Regions from separate parts of the Homo sapiens genome. Here region 2 is linked to region 1. Evidence: chromatin loops called from intact Hi-C (ENCODE). Cell type or tissue: endothelial cell of umbilical vein. All regions are shown on one strand. Links, peaks and the distances in the headings refer to the core of each region. The heading gives the core; the rest is flanking DNA. Region 1 overlaps DNASE2B (deoxyribonuclease 2 beta). Region 2 has its middle 32 kb from the start of DNASE2B.

Region 1 (9,249 bases), core at 589-8,588:
ACATCAGTCTGGGCAGGGATGTTTTTACACTAGGCCTCAAAAGCATGAGCAACAGAAACAAAAATAAACAATTGGGACTACATCAAACCAAAAAGCTTCTTTATAGCAAAGGAAACAAATCAGTAAAGTGAACAGACAGCCTGCAGAATAGGAGAAAATATTTGTGAATTATACACCTGACAAGGGATTAATATCCAGTATTTATAAGGAATTCAACTCATTAGTAAAAAACATAATCTGATTTAAAAATGGGCAAAAGACTTGAGTAGTCTTTTCTCCAAAGAAGACATACAGAGGGCCACCAGGTACATGAAAAAATGCTCAATGTCATTGTGTTAGTCTGTTCTCATGCTGCTCATAAAGACATACCAGAGACTGGGCAACTTATAAAGAAAAAGAGGTTTAACGGACTCACAGTTCCACTTGGCTGGCGAGGCCTCATAATGATGGTGGAAGGCAAAGGACGAGCAAAGTCATGTCTCACCTGGCAGCAGGCAAGACAGCGTGTGCAGGGGAACTGCCATTTATAAAACCATCAGATCTCTTAAGACTTATTCACTATCATTAGAACAGCATGGGAAAGACCCACCCTCATGATTATGTTACCTCTCACTGGATCCCTCCCACAACACATGGGAATTATAGGAGCTACAATTCAAGATTTGAGTGGGGATATGGCCAAACCATATCAGTCACTAACCATCAGAAAAATGCAAATCAAAACCACAATGAGATATCATCCTGTTTTTTTTTTTGTGTGTGTTTTTTTTTTTTTGAGATGGAGTTTCGCTCTTGTTGCCCAGGCTGGAGTGCAATGGCACAATCTTGGCTCACCACAACCTCCGTCTCCCAGGTTCAAGCAATTCTCCTGCCTCAGCCTCCTGAGTAGATAGGATTACAGGCATGAGCCACCATACCCACCTAATTTTGTATTTTTAGTAGAGACAGGGTTTCTCCATGTTCATTAGGCTGGTCTCGAACTCCTGACCTCAGGTGATCTGCCCGCCTCAGCCTCCCAAAGTGCTGGGATTACAGGTGTGAGCCACCGCACCCAGTGATATCATCTTACCCCAGTTAAAATGGCTATTATCAAAAAGACAAAAAATAATGAATGCTGGTGATGATGAGGAGAAAGGGAAACTCTTACACACTGTTGGTGGGAATGTAAATCAGTACAGCTATTATGGAAAACAGTATGGAAGTTTCTCAAAAAATTAAAAGTAGCTCTACTGTATGATTCAGCAACCCCACTACTAGGTATATATCCAAAGAAAATGAAATTAGAATATCAAAGAGACATCTACACTCCCATGTTTATTGCAGTACTATTCACAATAGCCAAGATGTGGAATCAACCTAAATGCCCATTAATGGAAGAATGGATAAAGAAAATGTGGTATATATACACAGTGGAATACTATTCAGCTATAAAAAGGGATGAGATCCTGTCATGTGCAACAGCATGTATAAGCCTGGAGGACATTACATTAAGTGAAATACGTCATTCTAGTTTTGGAGGGGGTTTGTTTTTGTTTCTGTTTTGAGACAAGGTCTTGCTCTGTTGCCTAAGCTGGAGTGCAGTGGTGTGATCATAGCTCACTGTAACCTCAAACACCTCGGCTCAAAGGATCCTCCTACCTCAGCCTCCTGAGTAGCTAGGACTACAGGCACTCACCACCATGCCTGGTTAATTTCATTCCGGTATTTAAAATCATGATTTAGAACTTAAATTTCATTCATTAATATCTCCCATATTCTCCTCGTTTTTCCTAAAGGGAATCAATAAAATTATCCCGTTTTCTAAAATATATCAGTTTCCCTCCAATGATATTATTCCCAAAGATAGTTCCTCAGTCTCCCTGCAGGTATCAGCATGACTGGGTAGCCGTCCTGGGCATATGCCTGAGAAAGATTAGCCCTCTTTGGTTTACTGTGGTTGCCTTTAGGTTCTACAACAAGGAGTTACCATCACCAAAATATACCAACACCCCTACCACGGTAAGTATTAGGTATTCTTGAGCTACCAGGACTGTTCAATTCCTTTCCAGCATTTTTTTCTTCCTCAAGGAGAGTCTGGCCACTTCCTATTTCCCCTTCAGCACATCCGTAATGTGTGTCTCCAGTGGGCCAGCATGTTCTTTTTCTTTGTTATACTCCTACACTCTTAATTACACGAATCTAATTATGATTCTCCTCTCCTTCAGATTCAGGGGAGAAGGCTCCTACCTATTATGTATTTTCAGTCCAATAGAATTTCTTCACTTTTGCTTTTTTTTTTTTGCCTTTTCATTCATCTCTCTATTTACCATTGGATCAAGTTTTGGCCCTCTTTACTTTTAAAGTCAGGATCTTGTACTTTAAAATTTTTCTCTTATATTATTTGGATTACTTATGCTTTTTTGGCCTCAGATGCTCTCTCAGAGGCCAAATAATTTTTTTCAGGCCTCTTTATATTTGCAAGAATGTTAGTTAGCTAGATAGCATACAACATAGTTTATGCTTGCTCCTGACAGGAAAACCAAGTTAGTTTTTTCTCTGTTTGTCATTGAACTAGTGCCATGAATTTTGGTTGGTATTGAGATATTAAGATCGATAGCCTCAGAGGTAAGATGGACCTCTATGATACTAGGCAAGTTCCTAAAACTCTGTAGGCCTCAATTTCCTTGTCAGTAAAATGGGGATAATAACAGTTCCTACTACATAGAATTGTTATGAAGATTAAATAAAAATGTAATTAATCGGCCGGGCGCGGTGGCTCACGCCTGTAATCCCAGCACTTTGGGAGGCCGAGGCGGGTGGATCGTGAGGTCAGGAGATTGAGACGATCCTGGCTAACACAGTGAAACCCCGTCTCTACTAAAAATACAAAAAATTAGCCAGGCGTGGTGGCAGGCACCTGTATTCCCAGCTACTCGGGAGGCTGAGGCAGGAGAATGGCGTGAACCCTGGAGGCAGAGCTTGCAGTGAGCCGAGATCGCATCACCGCACTCCAGCCTGGGCAACAGAGCGAGACTCTGTCTCAAAAAAAAAAAAAAAAAAAATTGTAATGAATCCTGAATTACTATGAGTTGAATACTTATTACATAGTAAGTGTTCAGTAAGCGCTAGCTTTATTATTGTTGTGATTACTTTTTCTAGGTTGTAAGCTGCTTGAAATTGTGAACAACACATATGTCAAATATTATTAAGCAATTAGTACTTAACACAAGTTTATTATTATCCATTTATATAACAGTTACAAGTAGTGATAAGAATGCCAGAAAAAGAAACACATTGAAATTAAGATTATTGCATTTGGCTGGGTGCAGTGGCTCATTCCTGTAATCCCAGCACTTTGGGAAGCCAACGTGGGAGGATTGCTTGAGCCCAGTTCAAGACCAGCCTGGGCAACAAAGCAAGACCTCATCTCTATTATTAAAAAAAAAAAAGACTATTGCATTTGATTCTGGTTTCATTATGTTACACTTCTTTATTTCCTTCAAGTTGATGAGTCACACTTATGCAGTTTTTTTTCTCCTAATGTGACTTTAACATTCTTCTTGTAAAATATCACTCATTTCTGAAACTTATTTGTTTTTTTTTTTGCTGGAATTCAAACTCAAATGCCACCATTATTTTTAAGTGTCATCTATGTGCCGGGCTCTGTGCTAGGTACTTGAACATACCTAGCTATTATCTCCCTTTCATAGATTAAAAAAAACAAGGTTCAGAGAATCCAAGTGAATGGCTCAAGATCATCCAATTAGTAAGTAGTAGCTGAAAGAATGACAAATAAGTCTTAACCATAAACCAGTGAGAAAGAACTTTAGGAGCAATATGATCAAATAGTATGGAAGAATACGCAGAGAGAGTTATTTGCTTTTCTTCAAAAAAGGGTGGGGAAGAGAGTCAGGGAAGTCTTTGTGAAGGAGAGGAAATGTAATCTACTAGGTGGCCAGTCAATCCATAAACAATTGGAGTTGACTAATGTGGAAAAATATTTTTCTTTTTATTTCTTCTATTCTCAGTTGTGTATAATGGTTTATGTCTATGATATATAGTGCAAAGTAAATAAATTACCATTAAATAGAAGATTAAATGGTAAACATGAGAGAAAAATGTTTTATTTTGTGATATGCAGGTTATAAGTATATTCACAGGCCTTTAAAATATAAAGAAGGTGTAATGGAAGAAGACCCATTGTCAAGGTTTTCAATGATAGTACCTGTGTCCTTTCACCAAGTTTACTTACAGCTTTCATAGTATAATACTAATCCTTGAAATGCTTGGTAAATTTGCCAATTCTGGGTACAAATGAATCCTCCACTTCTGAAGGCTTGGTGTGGACTCCGATTTAGGTCTCCAATACATGTCCAGCGATTTTTGGTGCCCTTTTGGGAAATACACCACTTGGCATGATCTTGATAAGAACTGAAATAAGAGTGTCGTGATAATTTAATTGCTTTTATATTGTAGACATGGTAAGGAAGGGAGCAGTTTGAAGGAAGCTCTTGTCTTTTTCGCTGCCAGGTTTCTGTTAACAAGTGTGTCTTCAGCCGTTGAGCCATCCAGGCTGCAAAGATGTCTAGGGTTTAGGAGGAGAAAGATAGTGAGGTTGGTATTTACACTTAGATTAGTCCCTGAAAATATACTCTGGAATGGAAATCATCTTTCACCCCTGATATGTGGATGTCACGAGCACAATAATAACAACATAATTGAGATAGTGGATGAGAAAACATTTTGTAAATGCTAAAGTGATGTGCAAATGTAAGTTATTATCATCATTACTATGATGATGTTGGTGTTTGCAAACATCTTCTGTTCTATAAAACGAATGAAGCAATATATGTCTTTGTCCTGGAAAGACCTTTGGAAAAAATTAGTCTAGAGAAGGAATTAGGGCCAGTTTCTAGGGAACTTTGTAAATCATGCCAAAGTGTTTGGATTTTCCTGAAATCAGTGGAGAGTTTTTAAAGGAATGTTAGTAAAGAATTAATAGAAACTGGTTTATGATCATAAATATCAGTTGAGAGGCAATGGGCAGGATGAATTGGGAAGGACAGGTTAGAAAGAAGAAAGGAAAAACATAAGGCTGTCATAATAACTGTGTCAATAAACACAGGTGTGACCCATGGCAGTGGCAAAGAGTTTGGAGAAGATACAATACATGTGAGTGTTATTAAGGATCTGGAACTGACTGAATTTGATGGTTTGATAGAAGGGTCAGAAAAAGAAGAGATGGGGAGTGACTGGGTAACTATGCAGAATACAAGAAAAAGTAGATTTGTAGGGGATGATGACGCAGTGAGTTTGGCATGTTGAACTTGATGTGGCTGTACCACCTTCAAGTAGAAATGTCTCACTTGCTGTTAAATACATCAGTCAGTATAGAGGTCTGGGGTAGAGATCAAGACTTGAGAATCATTGGAGGGCTTGCTGGAATTGCCCAGCATGGGTATGTAGAATGAGATAAGGAAGGGTAGGGGCCACATGGCAACCCAGTCACCTAAAGAGTAGTCAGAGGAAAAGGACCTGGCAGAAGAAACTTAGAAGTGGGAGAAAGACCAGGGGACTGCGTGTTCCCCAAAATCAGTGAAGGTGAGAGTTTCAAAAAGGAAAGAATTTCAACAGTGCCACATTCTGCAGAGACTGTCTCTGTCCTGTCAAGTTTAAGATCTCTAGTGCCTAACACAGGGCTTGGCTAGTAGTAGGCATTCAGTAAATTTTATTCAACGTATAAAGGAAGGAAGCAAATAAGCAAGGAAGACAGTGAGGTCATCTAAGACAGCCATTGGTGACTGGGGAGAGATTCAAGTGTCTACAGACAGAAGCAAGACTGCAGTGAAGGAACATTGAGCAAGTGAAGGCCCTGATGAGTTTTAAAAAAATAAATCTGAAAGAAAAGGAAAAATAGAGCTATAGATGCTTTAGAGTTGAGGGAGGGTTTTTAGGCATGTTTGTATGTTATGAGAAAGTAGCCTGGGGAGTGGGAGAACTGAAATGGAACACAGAGAACAGATCAGGTGGACAAATCAAGGTATGCTGAGGCTGAGATAGGTTTCAGAGCATAGGGGGTGCATCACTTCTTTGGGGGTGGGAGAAACCCTGCAAAAAGGAAGGAGAACAGATAAGATTGTTGGAGGGGTGGGGGGGGGGTAGCATATAGAAGTGGTTTCTCCCTAGTGAACATTGTTCTATTTATGAAGGAAAAAAGGAAGCCATGAGTGAGGGTGCAGAGTAGTGTAAAGGGCTTGAGAGTAAAGAAGGCTTAAAATAACCACTCAGGGAATGGAAGAAATGGAGATGGCTATGGCCCCTTGCCAAGCAGAGGATGGAGACTGAGTTTTCACTGGCCCGTGGCTGGATGGTTGTGAGATACTTTTGTGGTTGACTCATATAGCCGGCTGATGTTTGAACTGATCCGTGACTTTCCTTTTTCCTTTTCTTTTGCTCCCTTTTTTCATCTCTCTTTCTCTGAATACTCAAAATATTTCTCTAAGCTATCCCTAGTCAGTTCAACAGCAGAATTATACAGCATGTTGTTTGATGATGGTCTTTCATACCGTCAAGAAAAGAATCCGACTTTGCAAAATGGAGGAATTTTTGTCCCTGGGCCGACTGAAGTGTGGTGAGGAGCCTGCCAGGAATCTCTGATGAGCTGGCCCTGGTGCACAGCTGGGGCATGTGAATGAGCTCCTGGTGAAAGGTGGCTGGGATGGAGCAGCTATAGACGTTGGGGTTGCAGACCAAGAGCTGAGAATCTGAATCAAGAAACAGTAAAGAAAAGTTGAGAATTAAGACACAAATGGAAATACCTGCTGTTATTATAGATCTTTTTGTGGATTTAAAAACAAAACAACACAAAAACAAAGGCATTTCTTTCTTTAAACCAATAGCCTTCAAATAACTTTTTGTTTAAATAACTAACACCTGTTAAGCACTTCCTAGTTTCCAGACATGGTCCTACAAGTTTTACATGGGTTTATTCATTTAATCCTCACAGCAAACATGTTATCAGGCAAATTCTGTTGTTATCATTATCTTTACTTTATAGATGAATTAACTGAGAATTTACATCACACACCCAAGATTATGAAGTTTGTAATTGATGAAATTGATATTCGAACCCAGGTAATTTGGCCTTGGAGACCATATATTTTTTCTTCTAAATGTACATATACATATACAAAAGTTGAGAACTCCATGTACCAAAAAGCTTTAAGAATCATCATCTCCTCAGTGTGCATGCCTAATCTCTGTGATATTCGGCATCATTACATGATTTCAACTAGTGAGACTAGAGCTTGACTTGGGTGAGGAGCTCAGTGATCCTTGCCATAAGATGGAAATTTGATGAGAAACATTTTCTAAATCTCCTGTTTCTATAGGCAAGTTGCTTTTCACTACTATTTAGCTACCAACCTGTCCCTACTTCTCCTTTCCCACCACAGTTTGCCAAATCTAAGAATTTTTCGCTGAGCTTGAAATCTTAAAAGGAGATTATCTGGCTCAGAGGTGTCATGTTTGTGGCCTACAAGGAACATGTGGCCTGGAAAACTTCAAAAACAAAATTAAGATTGAACTCATATTTGGAAATCAGTTTCTCTCTCTCTCTCTCTCTCTCTGACACACACACACACACACACACACACACACACACACACACACACACACACACACACACCCTAGGTTTCTGGTACTTCATGAGAAATAAGGAGATCTGTAATCATTAGGCTTGTATTCCTGTAGAGCCACAGTATGATGGAACTGAGGCTTTAAGGGAAGCTAGGTGAGTCAACACCCCAGTTCATCACTATCCTCACTTCCCATGTAACATGTCTGTTTCACTCATATATGTTATCTACCAGGCCCCTGAATACATTTGAAACTACTGCCCTGATCAAGTTCAACAACTGCACTGGTAGATTAAGAGCCAAAGCCCAGTAAGCGAGCCTGCCCAAGACCTCACCATGGCAAAGCCAGTATTAGAATCTAGGTATCAGAGGGTCTATGAATAGATTAACAAATGAAGTGACACATTTATGAATATATTTCCAAATCATTTCTTCAACATAGTTATCGTTTTTTTTCTCACATACTTTAGTTTTACCTATTGCCTCATACTGGTTGTACTTGAAAGTTATGCAGATGCCACTTTGTCCATTTCGTCTCCCTGTGGGTGGATAATCATAGCCTTCTTCCGGAATTGGAGGAAACTGAGGGATGGAATGAATCAGCCAGAACCCTTGAACTCTGTTCCACAGCAGTAAACCTACCAAAGACACATTTAACAAAGATAAATCAGAAAAACAAAGCTTCTTTTATAATAGGGTTCACAGTGGCAACATTTAAGCCCATTTATGCTTCAGACTAGTGTTTTATTAGGCTAATAATCACAAGGATCATGCTTATTTTTCAAAGATTTCAAATACAATTCTGGCACATATCACATTGCCTGATTACTGATAAAAAGCCACCACGAAAAGGGAACCAAGGTAGCCATCCTGTGAAGAGTTAAGAGGAATTTCATTTTGAAATCACAAGGAAAATTTGTTTTGGCAGAATGCAAATTTGCTAAATTGGAATTGGACCTTGTTAAACTATACAGTCACCTAGCAAGATTTAGATAGTGTCTTCACTGCTAAGCAGCTAGGCTCTTTTCAAAAGCTGACTAAAAAACAGAGTTGAAAGAGAAAATATCAAATGAAGAAATGTACTCACAATAATTTGTTATAAAAAACTGCTGCCCATTTATTGGCAGAAGAGTCACTATTTCTACAAGCCCAATAAAAGAAGCAAAGAGACAAAAAGGAAGCTGTGCTAAAGCATCCTAGTTAATTACGTTTGTAAAAATCTCTAGAGCAAAATAAACAACTTGAAAGCCAATAAGGAAGAAAATAGAAAGATTTTTATCATTTTGTGACATACCAAAAAGAACTTTGTAAAACAGACATCTGACTATTTTTGTGTTTAGAAATTTATCATGGTAGGTTTGGTATGATAGCTAGACTTTCCAGTTTGCATATGACTATGCAAACATAAGATTCACTCGTGTTTGCCTAAGTGTTAGATTAAAAACCAAATGCCTTCTAGTTATTTTTTTTTCAAAGTGCCTATTTTAAGAAAGCATACTGTTGTTCTTTGGGTGGAAATAGAATCAATACCTGTGTCAAGGTGGAAAATATTGAAAGTTCTGTGTGTAACAGAACTGGATAACCTTCAAGAGTTATCCTCTGTGCAGATGAGTGTGCCAATTTGCTGGAATCC
Region 2 (9,249 bases), core at 898-8,897, 48 kb after region 1:
ATCTGTGCCTGAGGGCCCTCCCTCAGCTTCCTGGCTTTATTTATTTATTTCATTAGCATCTGACACAAGTGACTCCATTTTGATTCTGACAACTCACAATATAAAGGTATGATTATTGTTATATCCTGACAGGGAGTAATTAGGCCTCTGAACTTTCAGAACTTGCTTTTTGATTAGGTATCTCATTCCTTTGCTAAAGCTCTTTTAGAAATTTCTACCCTACCATAAGCTAGAATCTGCATGCATACCCTTCCCCCACCACCCACTCCCACAGCTGTCCCTCCCACTAGTGTAGTTTTTCTCTGCTTCTTTTATTATGTGATAGGTTTTTAAATGCATGATGAGAACGTTACCTCAGTCTTCTTTCCCTTTTATTTCAAGTGCTCTCCATGGGCAGCAGCCTGATGTATTTATGTTGAAAAGAGCTTGAAATTGAACATGCCAGAGGCAGGATAGTACTGTAGGCTGGGCCTCCTTCTAAAGAGAGGGACTTAGAGCATATCATGTAACTTTTAAGCTCAGGTTCTTCTTCTCTAATTGGGGATAATAATAGTACCTACTTCAGCTATATTGAGAGAATTCAATGACATCATCACATAAAATGCTTAGCACAGAAAAATCTGTCTAACCTAAAAAACACAGAGTCTGGCACAGAGCAAACCCCCAAATGTAACAATTCAATGAGCCAGCCAAGCAGAGCAGCAAGATGGTGAGAATACTTGGGAGTCTTCTTCTTAGGTTCTTCAAACATGACGGGAAATTTACCCTAAAATGCCCACTGGGCCCTGGTGCCAAACTATGAAGACAGTCTAGTGATGCTCAATATGTTTGTTGAATGGTGTATGTGTGTGTGTGTGTGTGTGTGTGTGTGTGTGTGTGTGTGTGTGTGTGTGTAGGGGAATGGGAAGTGAGGTGTTTTGTTTTTGGCATTGCAAGATACTAATATCTTCTAAAAACATCAATAACATTGTTTTCTGGGGGACAGACAGGTCACTGCTTCTTAGCTTCCTAACACATTACTAAAATTCCTTTCAGTATCCTCAGTGACCTTCTTTGTGTTTTAGGGACACCATTCGGGACCTTGTCATGGAGAAATCTGCTGGGCCCTATGACAAAGGTGAATACTTGACCTCTGTGCAGAAGACCCTCTGTGATATCCAGGTGCTCTCCCTGAGCCGAGTTCCTGCGGTAAGTTCTGTCAGTTGCCATTCTGAGGACTGGGAGAACGTGTGTCTTCTGTCAGCTCTGAGAAAGAGTTGAGAGTTAAAATAAGAAAGTGGAAGACACATGAAAAATGACATCTGTTGTTGTTCAAAAGCTTGTTATAGCAAGTGAAAAGAGAGCAAAAATGGAAAAATCTGTCTAACCTGAAAACACAGGCCCCTGTTGTAGTCCTTGAGTTTTGTTGAAAATTCTTTGAGTCCCTTCAACCTGCCACTGATTTAAGCCTCATAGTCAGGACACTTGAATGCCTTGAGGGAGAGGGGTAATTAGACAAAGGTTCTGTGTTTCAGAAGAACCAGACAATGAAAGATAGATGTAGAGAGATTTCATCCATCCATCCATCCATCCATCTGTCCATCTACCCACGTCCCCACCCATTCATTCATTCATTCATTCATTGAATGGTGATTATGTCTCTGGCAGCATACGAAGGATACAAAGATAAATTAGATAGTCACTACCCTCAAAGAGCTCATCATTCAGTGAATGAACAAAATAAGTAAATGAACAATACAATAGAGAAAAGAGTATTATGAAAGTACAGAGCAAAGCACCTAACTCAGGTAAAGGAGATGGGTTCCGCCAGGTTTTCTAGAGGGAAGGGTGTTTGAGTCTAGAGGTTATCTGAGTTTACTCTCAAGGGTGAGGGAGCAGGGTAGGTATGGAGACAAGAGATAGCATGATACAGTCGTTTACTGTTGAGGGTCTACCACGTGTGACTGAATATATATGAATGAATTATAGTCATTCCATGTGCCTGGAAATGAGGCAGGAACCACAGGAGCCAGTCAAGAGGGCCTTTTTAGGCTTATTTATAGAGTCTGTACCTTATCCTGAAGGCTTCTGGGAGCCACCAAGGGGTTTAAGCTGGATGTTTTGTTTCAGATTTGTACTCTAGAAAAAACACGCTGACAGAAATGTGATGAATGAAAAGGTTGATGGACCATAGGCAAGGAGACATGTTGGGATCTATTTCAGAATCTTGTAAAGAGAGTCTGGGCCATGGTGGGGCTGGAGAGGAGGAGTATCACTCTTAGACCTGGACAAGAGGGACTCTGGCCATGGCTCAGCATTCTACAGGCCCCCTTCAGGCCTTCCTCTGGCTGTGCCTCCCTCCACTAGGTGAAGAATCAGTGGGGCCACAGCAACATACTCTGCAGAGGCCCATGCATTCCCCAGAATTTCCTGTCCAAATAGCCCTGAGACTACTTCGGGAACGTGGGCAAATCTCTTCTCGAGATCTGTCTTCCAGAGGGCGAATCATGCTATTGGTGTTCACCCTTAGGCCTGAGAGTAGGCAAAGGGGCAGATGTTTGCAGGAGGTATGGATGGCACTTGACATGCAAGCTGGAGTGTCTACCCCTGTGAGTCCAAGAGAGAAGGTGGGATGGGCCAGGGGCGAGGGGCTGGCTCTTCCCATGCTGCCATGCCCTGGCATGGTACTCCATGCCAGGCAATGAGGAGAAAAAAAGATTCTATTTTCACTTTCTTCCATCATTCCTACCTTTTGATTAACTAGTCAATTCAGTGGCATAAAATACACACAGGAAAACATGAAAGAGTATTTATGTTTCTAATTGCAATCACAGTTAGAGAATTTTAAATTAATGCTTGGCCTTCCAGGTTGTTATGAAGGGTATATTTGTCAAGTTAGAAGAGTAGAACATATTTCACTTAAAAAAATTTTGGCTTGATTAATAGAACTTTAAAGTTTTTATACCTTTGGTATGTGGGTCTCCAATTATACTCTTACTGCAGGGCCTATAAATGTTAGATACAGGCCTGGAAAGGAAGGAGTGGAATGAGGAGGAATTTAGAAGGTTGACTGACCAGTACCTGGAGGCCAGTTGGATGTTGAAGAGGTCTCCCAGGTTTCTGACCCGAGGAGCCCTTTCTTTTCAGAGAAACAGATTTTGTACACTGAGGGGAGAAGAGCAGACCCACCATCTAATCACAGAACTAGCAGGAGAGAACAGTGTCGGGCAGTGGAGGAACATCAGAGGGTGTCTCCAAGTCAGAGAGAGAACCTGAGTAATGGGTGCGAGGTTAGGGGAGGTGAGGGTAGCTGGAGTGACGGAGATGGAGGCTCGCAGCTCCTAATGTGATGCATACCACTGTGGTTTCCAGATAGAAGATATGGAAATCAGCCTGCCAAACATTCACTACTTCAACATAGACATGTCCAAAATGGGTCTGATCAACAAGGAAGAGGTAAGAGGTAAGAGAACTTTAAATATATTTAAAGCACATCTCTGTCCCACCCCCTTTTGCCCCTTTATGAGCCTGGGATGATAATGTCACTGAATAAAACTCTTAAGCAACTGTTGCTTTGGGGAATATTTATAGTTGCCAGTGATTACAGCCCTCTTCAATTCTGGGCCTTTCAATGCCTGAGGTTGGAGTGCCTTCGAAGTGGATGAGTGATTATAGAAGGTTGGAAGTCCAAGAGAGAAAGACAGAGAAGGAACAGAGTGTGCCCAAGGAAACAGCTTTGAGATCTGCTTCTCTGAAAGTGCCATGCAAGGACACAGCTTCATTATTCTTCCATCATGAGGCAATGAGGAGAAAAAAAGATTCTATTTTCACTTTCTTCCATCATTCCTACCTTTTGATTAACTAGTCAATTCAGTGGCATAAAATACACACAGGAAAACATGGAAGAGTATTTATGTTTCTAATTGCAATTACAGAGGTAAGATGTGGAAATTAATTTTTTGAAAACAACCCTTTGTCTTGGAGAAACACTTCTCCTGTTTTTTTGTTTTTTTGTTTTTTTTTTTTAAGCCATGGCAGAATGTTAAACCACTCAGTGTGTCTGACTAGACAGCCTGAAGTACTGACTGGTGGGTTGGTGTGGTCAGTTCTTGGGAGATCAGAACCATTCTTCCCTCTTGGACCACATTCAAAATAAGATTTCTCAATTTGCTCCAGCTCCCCACACATTCCTATTAACTAGAAAACATTGTTTCGAGTAACTTCTTTTAGTATGTGTTGGGGAGTAAGATAGGGAAGGAGCCATCTATTAGCATGGCTCTGCTCCCATAGACTCATATCCTTTGGCGGATAAGGGATAATGAAGGGGTTAAAGGTCCCACATTCTGCACCTGATGGCCCAGAAGCCTCACAATCCTTCGGGCCAGGTACCTCCTTTCTGTTTTGCAAGTAATGTGAGTGGCCTCTAGCAGGCTTTGACCACCATCAGCTGCAGGTGGAGGCTCGGGAGTCGCATCTGGAAACAAAGGTCATGCTTAGGTGCCTGGCAAAGGTGATCTAGATTCTGAAAACCTCCAGGGATTCAGTTCCAGTTCTCTGGGAAGCAGAGCTGCCCTTACCTTGGTCCCACATGCTGTACATCCAGCCACAAGGAGAGGCAGCAGTATTTACTTTAGAGGAAGGAAAGGACATGGCTACCAGAATGCCATTAATTAGAATCTGAAGCCTTTTTAAAGCCTTCTAACGGGCAGGAGAGCGACCTGAAAGTAATCCTGGCCAAGTCCACCAGAGGCAAAACAAATGGACCCTACATAGAAAAAAGGATCAGGTGTCATGGCTCAAGCAGTGCTTAGCTCAGGACCCCAGGCAGAGAGAGGAGGGCTCCTGAGGGCCCCCGACACCTCAGGTCTGCACTAATCCCAGCATGCTGGGGGGCTGCGCCCACAGGGTTCTTCCCTCTAGGAAGTCAGACTTGCAGCTCCCTCATGGAGCCCAGCTGGGGACTTGGAGTCAGGAAGGCCTAAGTTCCTTTGGGTCAGGGCTCTACATAAAGGCACCTGAGTGGCTGAACAAGCTGTCCTTGCGTCTGTACTTTGAGGATGTCTGGAGCCACTCTTGGACTCTCACCCAGCAGATGTGTACAAAGTGAACATAACACATGAGAAACAGGAAGTTGGACACATTAACACTAGCAGAGAAGTGACAAATGACAGGGTGGGAGGGTGGAAGAACTCTAAAAGCACCGCTATCTGGAGCCATTTAGAATTGAGTGAACAGCCCTGCAGACCTCAGACACTTCTGAGGCCATGGTGATCTTACAGCATTGGACAATGACTCATGGATGAGGTGAGTCACCAAGGAAAGGTCAATTGTGTTCAATACACTGCATTTACAAAGCAGGGATATGGAATGCATCTTAGAAACATTTATATCTCAATGATTAACATTTTTCAAAAGCTTTTAAATTTTCTAGGAAATTGACTCATCTCTCAACTATTGCCAGAATAATAAGGCATTACCATGCTTGAAGTAACTTTAGTGGAGGACATACACATTTTCCTGTTTAGTAAGTTGTTGTTTTTGTTTTTAATATTGAGTCATAGAAAGGAGGAGAGGGCTATTTTAATGTCCTTTAAATTACCATGTGGTTTTTCTACAGGTCTTGCTGCCATTAGACAATCCATATGGAAAAATTACTGGTACAGTCAAGAGGAAGTTGTCTTCAAGACTGTGACATTGTGGCCACCAATAGGAGTCCACTCTCAGCTGAGGAATTCCTTAAGTCATTTGTGATGCTGGAGATGATAGCATGTAGCCATGCAAAATTTCACACTAGTATATTGATTTATAGTGTTCACTTTCCTCCAATATGAAACAGTTTATTTCTTCTACACCTAGCTCAGCAAGGCATTCTGTGGATTACCTTATTAGTAATTATAACAGGCTTTATGGCTATAATTTACTTTAAAAATGCTGAGCAGTATTAGAACAGTTATAAATCAATATTTCTTTTTGGTTATCTTATGCCTTCCTATCTTGGAGAAGCTTTAGAATCAATTCATTAAGAAAATAATCATGAATTAATGAGTGTGTCACATCAATTAATTTGTGCACAGGTTTAAGAAACAAATATTGTTTTCATCCTACTGATGCTTCTAAGTAATGCAGAAAATGAAATAAAATTATATTGAAAAATATCACCATTGTTACTTCATTTGACTGAATATTTGATTTTAAGAATGCTCTAGCATATGTATCATTGATTATTTATTTCCACTCTGATAGTACTTCTGTGATCTTAATGTTTGATTTTAAACTTTTTCAATCCTTAGAGAATATTTAGTACATATGAGGGTACTGAAAAAGAGTAGAAATTTTCTTTGAATAATGCATCCCTTATGTGCACAAAACGTCACATTTAATAAATGTTAAGCCAATATACAGATGGGTGGATGTACATTTAGAAAGAAGACTAGAGAGTATAGATGTGAAAATATCAGCAATGACAATTTCTGGATGATGAGATTATGAGTGATTTTCATTTTTCACCATGTACTTTTCTGAATCTTCCAAATATGAACAATTATTCCTTTTATAGCCAGAGAAACAAATATAGTTGATGATTTAAAGATGTTTACAGATTTGAGGGCTGATTATATCAATTGACTAACACTACCATTGTATACATGTAATAAAGCTTCACAAATTACAGCTTTAGAAACCCATGATGAAAACTTGTCCACGTTAACATTCTGGGTAACCTTTTCCATTTTAAAAAATCTTCATTTAAAAAATAAAATCAAATCTCCATTTTTAAGAATTGCTTTCATATGAGCCCTTAGTATTATTTGTTAATACGGCTTCATTCACCTTTATGATACTGCTACTTAAGGTTGCATGGTATAGTGGTTAATTGCACACTCATTTAAATCCTGGCTCCACCTCTCAGTAAATATAAGACAAGTTTCTTCATCTGTAAAATGGAGGTGAAAAGAGAACCTACCTTATAGGTCTTTTGAGGATTAAATGGGTTAATGCTTGTAAAGTGCTATGGTAGTATTTGGCCTGACACAGAAATTTCAATATACGTGTGTGTTGAATGTAATAAATGTCCTGTCTTCTTTTCGTTTGTTATTAGGCCCACATAGAAAAGCTGTCATTGGCCTCCGGGTCAGGCAAGAGATGGGAGGTGTTCAGAGCAGCAAACCCTACAAGATGTTGGAGGCCATTCACAAGCAAGCGCCTGCTTGGAAAATAACGTGGGATAAGAACAATGAAATAATTTGATGAGGAAAGTGTTGTGCTACATTGAATACTCACGTCACAAAATGTGCTTCTACATTATGTAACTTACATGGTCAAATGACTGGTACATTTTATTCCTGTGCTAATTTGTCAATTCTGTTCCAAGAGGAAAGAGTCTAACATGACTTTTCAAAAACAAAACAAGACAAAACAAAACAAAAACCCCGACTTAATTAGGCCTTTCTTACTTGATGTTCTCTTATTCTTGTAAGTTTTAGAAACACTGTATTTGCTTCAGAGAAGAAACCCATGTTAGAGCAGAATCCTTAGAAATTGTGGCCCATTTATACATATGTGCATTTTGCTTCTCCTTAGCTCTTAGCACATTTACTGCAATAGATTGCAAATGAGCTATTGGATGTTATATCCCAGGTATGTGGCAGGAAAGCCTGTAGTATGTGAAATTTTCAAGGACAAAGTTCCTGTTTTGTGAAGGATGTTTCCTTCTTAGAATTGTGAACGATGGGGCTGAAAACCAGCTTTGGGTTTCACCTGTTCCTTTCAGTTCGGCAGACAGGCAGGCAGAACTGAACTGTAAACACTTGTGAGGCAATTTGTTTTAAAAACACTTCATGATTTTGCTAGGAAGCCTCCAGGGATTCAGTTCCAGTTCTCTGGGAAGCAGAGCTGCCCTTACAACACTCTTCTGTCTCCTCACTCACTCTCTCTGCTTACCCCAACCCTATCTCAAGTACTTTCATGGAGGAATCGTGCAAGTAGTTCCAAGCCCACGTGCTGCCGGGGAGGCAGTTTCCATGGCATTCAATGGAGCAGGCTGTCATGTGGGGCTTGTGGTTTTGGTAGCCAAGATTCTGCCTGAGGTTTGTTTCATATTCTTTAAATTTCATCTCATAATTTTCATAGTGATAGACTCAGAAAATATATCTCCTTCCTTTTCCTTTTCCTTTTTAGAGTCAGACTTAAGTTCATACCATTCCTTATTTTTAGACACCAATGTTTTCCCTTTCTTTTTTCTACCCCAATATAGAAGCGTAATAAGTCTTTTGAGGCAGCATTTTATTGATTTGTCATTGTAACAGAATTTACCTTCTTCAATACCGGCAGATTTTAACTAGAGAAATTTGAAATTTTCCTAACCTCTTTATACTTTGTCCAGAAGGAGCGTTTCCTTTCCTCCGGACTCTGAGCTGTGTGGAGTTGGCCCTTTGCAGTCGCCTTTGCTAGACCTTTACGAGTTCTGCTTTCTTGTCTGAACTCATGAGGAAGGCAAAGCTTCTTTCCCAAAGAGATTGACTTGAAGCCTTCTAACCAGACACACACAGGACCTTCCGGCTTCCGCATACTTGAAACTTATTCTCTGTATGTTTCACAGTCTTAGCACTTGTTTCTCTTAGAGCTTAGCTACCTGTCATTCTTCCATTTGCCCAGGCTCCCTCTCAGAAATTCTTAGTTTTGTGGAGCCTATCAAGACCCTATTGAGAATATGATGGCTATGGACCTTCTTCCCAGAAAAATGCTCATTCATGTCTCTACAGGTGCCTCTACCTCTGCTAAGGAAGTAGTTCACACATTATCTTTAAAGTATAAAGGATTCCAACAGAAATTTGCCACATGAGGAATATATTCAATCAAACTTAGAAAGTATACTGCTCACCTTTACATAAGAAAGAAATAAACGTAGTATTAGTTTCCTGAGGCTGCCATAACAAATTACCATAAACTTGGTGGTGTAAAACAATAGAGATTTATTCCCTCATAGTTCTGGAGGCCAGAGTCCAAAATCAAGGTGTGGGCCGGGTGCTACTTCCAAAGACTCCAGGGGAGATTCTGTTTCTGCCTCTTCCAGCCTCTCATGCCTTCAGGGGTTCCTTGACTCACAGCTGCATCACTCTAGTCTCTGCCTCCATGGCCGCATTGCTTCCTCCTTTTTCTGTCTGGCAGGTTTTCCCTGTATGACTCTTATAAGGACACTGGTCACTAGATTTGGGGCCCACCTGGATAACCTTAAGACAAGATCCTCAAGATCCTTAATGACATCTGCAAAGA

Evidence for each region. Hi-C counts contacts between places; a loop is a spot of excess contacts. Peaks named below come from ENCODE experiments on the same cell type or tissue, not always from the same donor. Only the 100,000 strongest peaks of a DNase experiment are listed, where the experiment ranks them.
Region 2: a loop joins it to region 1, with 5 times the contacts of the local background. A loop is called at or near these places in 4 of 110 quality-filtered maps.

Annotation. Positions count from the first base shown.
Region 1 is chr1:84,409,843-84,419,091 of GRCh38, reverse strand. DNASE2B (deoxyribonuclease 2 beta) reads right to left here. Exons shown (of 6, transcript NM_021233.3): 4 at 8,093-8,254; 5 at 6,546-6,743; 6 at 4,074-4,564. The coding sequence ends at 4,224. Among named protein-coding and RNA genes, the nearest start is that of DNASE2B, 16 kb to the right of the region's middle. In endothelial cell of umbilical vein, for the core only: no CTCF peak of the experiment used is centred there; a DNase peak (open chromatin) is centred at 3,631.
Region 2 is chr1:84,361,843-84,371,091 of GRCh38, reverse strand. It overlaps the pseudogene UOX. Among named protein-coding and RNA genes, the nearest start is that of DNASE2B, 32 kb to the left of the region's middle. RefSeq lists an enhancer at 4,734-5,933. In endothelial cell of umbilical vein, for the core only: no CTCF peak of the experiment used is centred there; a DNase peak (open chromatin) is centred at 5,301; H3K27ac peaks cover 2,745 bases.